2 separate regions of the Homo sapiens genome follow, and region 2 is linked to region 1. Evidence: chromatin contacts called from ENCODE Hi-C data. All regions are on one chromosome and are shown on one strand. The core of a region is the stretch at or near the end of the contact, and the rest is flanking DNA. Distances in the headings are between cores, read along the strand shown.

Evidence for each region. Hi-C counts contacts between places; a loop is a spot of excess contacts on that map. Pooled maps may share reads with other maps.
Region 2: a map of CD8-positive, alpha-beta T cell shows a loop between it and region 1 (6-fold over the local background). The contact joins the promoter of COL27A1 here to the promoter of WHRN in region 1. A Hi-C loop is called at or near these places in 2 of 168 maps with a recorded cell type or tissue (CD8-positive, alpha-beta T cell and naive thymus-derived CD4-positive, alpha-beta T cell) and 7 of 50 pooled maps.

Annotation. Positions count from the first base shown.
Region 1 is chr9:114,502,934-114,506,918 of GRCh38, reverse strand. It overlaps WHRN (whirlin), which reads left to right and starts at 1,446. Exons shown (of 12, transcript NM_015404.4): 1 at 1,446-2,735. The coding sequence starts at 2,118. RefSeq lists a silencer at 1,352-1,651 and enhancers at 1,176-2,066, 2,067-2,957.
Region 2 is chr9:114,154,123-114,157,822 of GRCh38, reverse strand. It overlaps COL27A1 (collagen type XXVII alpha 1 chain), which reads right to left and starts at 2,286. Exons shown (of 61, transcript NM_032888.4): 1 at 1,811-2,286. The coding sequence starts at 1,872. It overlaps LOC105376225 (a long non-coding RNA gene), which reads left to right and starts at 3,555. Exons shown (of 5, transcript XR_930256.3): 1 at 3,555-3,700. RefSeq lists silencers at 1,120-1,414, 2,302-2,421.

The DNA of each region.
Region 1 (3,985 bases), core at 197-2,696:
GCCTCTTCAGTAAAGTCCTTACCATATTCTCCTCTCCTAAACCTGGGCTCCCTCGCCATTACAACAGGTATCACACTGGTTTTTAACTCTATTTATTTGATCTTTCTCCCCTGGGTCTCCAGCACCCAGCACATGACCCAGCACAGAGCAGATGCTTCAAAAACGTTGAATGAAAAGCGACCAAATAAATAAATAAATAAATAAATAAATAAATAAATAAATAAATGAATGATCTATCCTTCTGGGTCCACCACAAACCAAATCCTCCAGGTAATCCTCCATCTTGCCCTACCCTGGATAGATGTCAGCTGGCTCTGCAATGGAAATTCTGGAAGACTTTTACGAAAAATACATAGAAGAGTAGCTTAGGAGAGGCAGCTCAGGTTGGAAGGGATGTGTGTGAGGTAGGGTGTGTGTGTGTATGTGTGTGTGTGTGTGTGTAGCACTATGAAGCTCCCCATTAGAATAAAAGCACAGGATTTTACTTAAATCTTATTTGGGGGATTGGGTGGGTGACGACCGACTCCAGGGCACACCTGGGTGTATCTTCCCATTTTGCCTAGGGATGGGAGAGCATAGAAGAGATTTTTCTCCAAGCCACTTCAAATATGTATATTTTTAATTTCTATTTTGAGATTGTAGATCCAAATGCAGTTCTAAGAAATAATACATAGACATGCCATGTACCCTTCACCCAGTTTCCCCCGATGTTGACACGATGGCAACCAGGACATTGACATTGATAAAATCCACCCACCTTACTCAGATTTCACCAGTTTTATATGCGCTCATTTGTACGTGTGTGCGCGAGCGTGGGGTGTACACTTTATATAATATTTCTGAAAGTGGCTTTTCCCTTGCAATGGAGACTGGGAAGGGGTCCAGCCTGATCCATCCCTGCCACGGAGTTGACTCCGGCAGACAGCAGTCTATGCTTGTATTCGTCTCTCGCACACAGTAGGTGGCCAACGACCGTCCACATAAACCCTGGAATTTGTCATGTCAGGGCGCGTGCAGGAGGGGAGCGCCACATTGTAAGGAAGAAAACCGAGACTGAAGTGCCCAGTATTTTGGAAGCAAAAATCAAACAAACAAAAAACTTGACGATTTCCCCCCGAATTGTGAATTAGCTAGCCGGCTAATTACTCCAAAGCGATCCTGGTGTCGGCACTCGCTGCGACCGCCGAAGAGCGCTGTTTCTGAGCCCCGCTCCCGGCTCTGCCGGCGGGGTAGGGGACGCGGGGGCTCCTCCCACCCCTACCGCCGCGTTCACCCCTTTCTTCCCTGGGGCTGGACTGTTTCACCCCGTCTCCAGGCAACGGCCAGGCGCACCGGGCGGGACGTCATTTCCTGAGGAGCCCGTGGGGAGGGGGCGGGCAGGAGGAGGGACGAGGGGGCGGGGCCCGGGCCGGGCTGGCAACGAGACGGCGTCGGAACTCGCTGGAAGACTCGGCCCGGGTGGCTCAACAGTTCGCAAAGTCCGGGCTTGCGGCCGGGCGGCGCAGAGGCGCGGAGGCTCCCCGGGCGGCTGCATCCCGGGGCTGCCCCGGACATGCCCCGCACCCCTTGTCGGACGCCCGCGCCGCTTCACCGGCTGCCACTCCCCGGAGTGCTCTGGGACTAGAGCGCCCTCCGCCCCAACTTCTGACTTTGGGGTCCCCCAGCCCTAGAGGAACGGGCGCCCGGCTGGGGGAGCCCCGGGCATGGTGTGACGGGGCAGTCAGGTCAGCTTTGCGGCGCCCCCAAACTCCAGCCACCCGTCGTCTCCGTGCCCTCCAGAATGTAGCTGCTGACCCCGCGCCCCCCGGACTCCAGCAGCAGTCTCCGCCACCTCCGGGCTCCAGCAGCCAACTCTTGTGTCTCTCAGGAACCCGCCGACGTCTCCGCGTCCCCCGGATTCCAGGTTCGCGACCCCCGCCGTCTTCGCGCCTCCGGGACTCTAGCAGCGGTCTCCGCGACCCCCTAGGATCCAGCCACTGTACCCGTGCTCCCCAAACCCAGGCTCCAGCCGTCGTCTCCGCGCTCCCGGGGATCCAGCTGTCGCGCCAGTACCCGCGAGGACAGCGGCACCGCCCACACCCCGCGCGCTCAGAGCCCGGCCGGGCCTCGGCGTGGAGATGAACGCGCCGCTGGACGGCCTGTCGGTGAGCTCGTCCTCCACCGGCTCGCTGGGCTCGGCGGCCGGGGCGGGCGGCGGCGGGGGCGCGGGGCTGCGGTTACTGTCTGCCAACGTGCGCCAGCTGCACCAAGCGCTGACCGCGCTGCTGAGCGAGGCGGAGCGGGAGCAGTTCACCCACTGCCTGAACGCTTACCACGCGCGCCGCAACGTCTTCGACCTGGTGCGCACCCTGCGCGTGCTGCTGGACAGTCCGGTCAAGCGGCGCCTGCTGCCCATGCTTCGTCTGGTCATCCCGCGCTCCGACCAGCTGCTCTTCGACCAATACACGGCCGAGGGCCTCTACCTGCCCGCCACCACCCCCTACAGGCAGCCCGCCTGGGGCGGCCCCGACAGCGCGGGGCCAGGGGAGGTGCGCCTGGTGAGTTTGCGGCGTGCCAAGGCCCACGAGGGCTTGGGCTTCAGCATCCGTGGGGGCTCGGAGCACGGCGTGGGCATCTACGTGTCTCTGGTGGAACCAGGCTCTCTAGCTGAGAAGGAAGGACTGCGGGTCGGGGACCAGATTCTGCGCGTCAACGACAAATCCCTGGCCCGGGTGACCCACGCGGAGGCCGTCAAGGTAAGGCTGTGGTTTGGAGAGAGTCTGGGGCAGAGTATGGACAGAGTGGCACAGCTTTTTCAGTAACTCCATGCTGTGTGTCCTTAGATGAATCACTTGGCCTTTCTGGGCTTTTTTTTTTTTTTTAATACTTTAAAACAGGAATGTATAGCTTACAGAGCAAATAGCTCTCAGGCACTGGGAACGTAGTTCTGCACAGACATGGCCCTTGCCTTTGTGAGGCTTAAAAGCTAGTGCAGGTGATAGTAACAAATACTTGAGCAAATGTGTGGTTACAATGTGTGAATAGGGCTGTGGATTCTTATGAGCATTAAAAGAGATAAAATCTCTGCTTGGCATAATTAGGTGGCCTTTGCTACTGCCATTCTGTGGTTTTTTGTTTTTTGTTTTTCCCTGAAACAGTTTTGTTAGCTCTTAAGTGGCCTGAGGAGGCCGTTTGTGTGATCCACAGTGCACTGGCTTGACGCTGCTGTTTTTGGACCAGGTTGTGTATCCTGAAGCAAGTCACTTGCCCTCTCAGGACCTCTTGTTCTCCACTTGGAAAATGGGGCCACTGGACCAAATAAGCGGTCCCTAACCTTTTTGGAAATGAGACTCCTGCCTGAATGTAAAAAATAAATTCCCTAGCCCCTGAGAGTGTTTGTCCTTTCTGCCATTTGTTAATTGAGAAATATAACCTCATGACAACAGGCTTCCAGGGATTTAATCATGCTTTTTAAAGGAGTGTGTGTGCTTACTGATCTACAGCCCAGGGCTACTGAAAACCAGTTGGAGTATGATGGATAGTGTTGGGTCCAGGGTGGATTCATGGATCCTTTGCAGGCATTTTTCCCCCTTCCCCCCTCCCCCGACCTCCTTTGCGTACAAGAAGTGAAGAGTTTGGGGGAAAAGGGACACATGCTCTGCTTCTGCAGAGAAATGCTTCTCAGGGGGTTGGACTGTTCTGTAAACCCCCACTCCCCGCCAGCGCAGGTGTTTTGAACTCCAGCTGAGGGCCTGCTGGCTGCTGGGAAACTCCTAGGCAGCAGAGGCCCACGACTACTTCCTCCTGAGTGCCGTTCAGTGGCCTGTGTCCAGGTGAGTCTTGAGCCGTCTCCCTGGCTGTGCACCTGATGTTGGCTTCCCTCATTTGCTTCCCAGCCCATCAACCCCTTTGGAGGAAGCCCTTGAGGCTTTCAGAAACTTCTTTGTAGCTTCTGGAAAAAGGCCGATCGGTTTATACTGCATCAGGGTGCAGTGGGCAAAGCTCG
Region 2 (3,700 bases), core at 1,037-3,536, 350 kb after region 1:
ACAAGCAGCAGAGTGGCTCACCCAAGCTGGCACAGCAGAGTTAGGATTCAAACTCGAGCCTGCCTGATGGCAAGCCTCATGGCCCTCCTGTGGTGCCGCCTGCCTCCCACCAACATGATTCTGTGAGTGTCTCACTGCTGTCCCCTACCACCAGTGGATATGTTACTCTGCGTAGCCAAGCCAGGCATGTGGGTATCAAGAGGGTCCCTGGACAGAGATGGAGGAGAGAAAATGCCAACAAAGAACAGGGGAGTGTGCTCAGAAAGGGACAGAGACCACCAGGAGGCTGCTGGCTGCTGAGGGTCCGCAGCGCTGGTGGAGGCACAGGAGAGGGAGAATGTTCTGAGTACAGGGAGGAAACAGAAGGAGGCAGAGGCCAGGGATGTGTCCATAGACATGACATGGAGTTTGGTCCGGCCAGAAGGGTCCAGGAGCAGAGGCATGCTGGAGAGCAGAGGCATGCTGGAGAGCAGAGGTATGCTGGCGCCAGAGCGCACATGATGCAGGACAACGTGATGTCAAGGGAGGCAGGGAGGCAGGAGAAGGCAGAGACTGGGCCTCCGAGCAGTGTTGACTGCCCACTTGCCCACAGCTGGAGCCCCACCATGGGGTGCTCGCCTGGCACCACTTTTCTGCCCAACTGCTGGCATCTACCCTGGCGCAGGGTCTTCTGGAGAAAATGAGTCAGCAGTGTGCTCACTGGTGCCGCGCGCGCGTATGTGTGTGTGTGTGTGTGTGTGTGTGTGTTGTGGTGAGGGGGTGCGGGGCGGGGGAATCGCAAACAGCCAGCTTTTTCCAAGACATGGGGAAGAAAGGAGGGGGTGTCATCCCGCGGACTCCAGCTCAAAGGGGGCAGGGCCCAGCTACAGCCCTAACAGCCTCTGGGGAGTGTCCTGGTGTCCTGGGGGCAGGATGGAAAGAGAGGAGCGCCGTCCACAGGCCCCAACGGGCTGCTTGCATGCTGCTGGCTCCCACACACACCCACACGCTGCGCCGGCTCCAGCACAGGCTCACTCTCTCTTACAACTCCTACTCCACACGCTGGGAATCCCAGCCTCTGGGCCCCAGCTCCGCGCAGCCGCTCCTGGGAGAGTCCCTGCCCCTCTCCGGCCCTGTCTCCCGATCTGTACACTGAGGGGTTCCGCACAGTGATCGCCCAGGGCCCTTTCTGCTCTGACATGCTGGCTCTCACTTTTTCTCTCTTACACACGTGAAAGGGACAGGAACCGAGAAGCAGGAAACACAGACACACAGACCCAGGCCGACTAACACAAACACGCGGAGATTTCCAGAAACGCGGGGACGTGCAGAGCCACACAGACACGGAGACAGGAGCAGAACCCGAGACCTGGTGACCTAGAAACTTGCGGACAATTTCACAAGAACAGATAGAAACGGAGACGTACAGGCTTGGGACCTGCAGACACTGAGACACCGGAACACACCGAGACGGCCCCAAACGGAGACCCCCCTCCTCCCCCAAGCATCCAAAAAGCCCCCCTCCGCACCCCGCCGGCCGCTCCAGGCGCCACCACCCACCCCCACCCCCGACCCCCGGGCTGGCTCTGCCCCCGCCCCAACGGGATCGGGCAGCCGGGCCAGGCGCGGCAGGGCGGGCAGCGTTCGCCAACTCTCGCCCGGCCGGGGGCGCAGCCCCTATTAACCCTTGGCGTCCCGCCTCGCGGGGGCGCAGGAAGGGGCAGGAAGCTGACGTTCCGCTGGAAGCGACCGCATGGCGGGGAACCCCGGCCCTCCCCGAGATTGGAGCAGCAGGAAGCTAGGGAGGGGGCGTCCCCGAGTTCGTACTCACCCCCCGCGCGCCGCCGCCGCCGCCGCTGTGCCTCGGGCCCCCCGCGCCGATCCCGCTCCCATGGCAGGCCCCTACTTCATGCTCCCGAGCCCGGGGGGCAAGTGTGGGCGCGCCCCATGGGGCCGCCAGCCCCCCGCCCCGCCGCGCCAGGCCGGCTTAGAGCGCGCGGCCCCCGCGCCCCCAGCGCAGCCCCGCGCCCAGGGGCGCCCGAGCAGGCAGGCAGCGCGGCTGGGGCCCCGCGGGCGCCCGCGCCAGGCCCATGGTCCCAGGAGTCCGGGCGCCGCGCTCGCCCCTGCCTCGGTCCTTTTCTGCTTCCACCAAAAAGGAAGAAGAAGCAAGAAAAAGAGAGAGAGAGATGATCAAACTTTTGGAGGCGGGCTGCTGGCGGTCCCCGGAGGCAGAGCAAGGCCGGGTGAGGGCGCGCGGAGGGCGGTGGAAGCTGCCTCCCCGCCGGCCTGGGGGAGGAGAGGAAAAGGAAGGATTTGGGGGAAATGAAGGCGATTTAAAGTCTCGGCCCGCGGTGGCTCTCCACCTTCCCTCCTCCCCGCTCCCGGCCGCCCTCTGCTGCCCCCTGCTGCCCCCTGCCGGCCGGAGCCAAGGGTACAGCCTCAGCTGGCCCACTACAGCCCCGATGGGACACCCGCCCCCCTCCTCCTTGTATAGATGGGGAAACAGATTCACAGAGAGGAAGGGGCTGCCCAGGGCTTCACGGTGATTTGATCACCGTTCTGAGATTAGGAACTTCTGACTGGTGAGGCTGGGGGTCCTCCAATGGGGGGTTGGGGTAGGGGAGAAGGGCCAAATTCTACTCCTGGAAGAAACCCACAGTTTCAGGGACGGAGCTAGGACCAGAACTTGGTGTCCAGACGCCCACGACAACCAGTATCGTGATCCCCACCGCCCACCAAAAGTTTGCGCTCCCAGACTCGGAGCGCCCTGGAGAACATATAGGGTGGGCTTGTTAAGGGTTTGCCACCCTCTCTCTCCCTTCTGTCAGCAATTGGAATCTAACCGCACCCCACCACCACCACTAACCACGCACCTCCCCAGAATCGACAAAAACTCCCTCGGATCCCATCCGGGAGCTAAGAGCTGCACACCTTGGCCCCCGGGCAAATTCTCACACCCAAAACTCCAGTCCAGCCCTGGGACCACAGCTCCCTCCGCCTCTACCACCTCTTGCCACTCGTTCACGAGCAAAGTTACACTTATTCACCGGTGCACACACACACTCCCACACGTATCCACCCTTTCCCCAAACTCAGACACACGCTCACACACGGTCCCATTCTGGGACAGCCACGCACCCTTCCTAGGTTCACACGAAACGCATCCTCAGATATCTGGGCTCAGGCGCACGCTGATACTCTACACTCGCAGAAGCATGCACACGGATGCTTACACAGGCACAAATGCACGCTATCCTGGCCATATCGCCCCCACACATGTACACACCCCGGGTGGACACACGCGCGCACACCCTCACTTGCACACAGTTCTCCGAGAGTGCCCACCGCACATGTGCACACACGCATTCACTCCTCACGCGTGTACCCACCTCCCCATACGCGCACACCTTTAGGCGCGCGCACACACAGGCATATAACACTTCGCACCGCTCCAGGAGCCCCCAAGCACTTACTGGGTCCCTACGTGCGAGGCTGGCCGGTCGGTCCTTCCTCCGGCGCCTAACGGCATTTGTATTCATGGGTCCCCGCAGCCGTGGGCGCGGGGGCGGGGGGCGAGGTCCCCTTCCCTAAACGGGGCGCGGGCGCGCGGAGCGCAGCGGCACCGGGAGGGGCATGGGCGCGCGGGACTGCGCCGCCGACCCGGTCCGCCTGCGCTCGAACTTCGGCAGCTCTGCGTCCACGGGCTCCGGCGCGGGCTCCG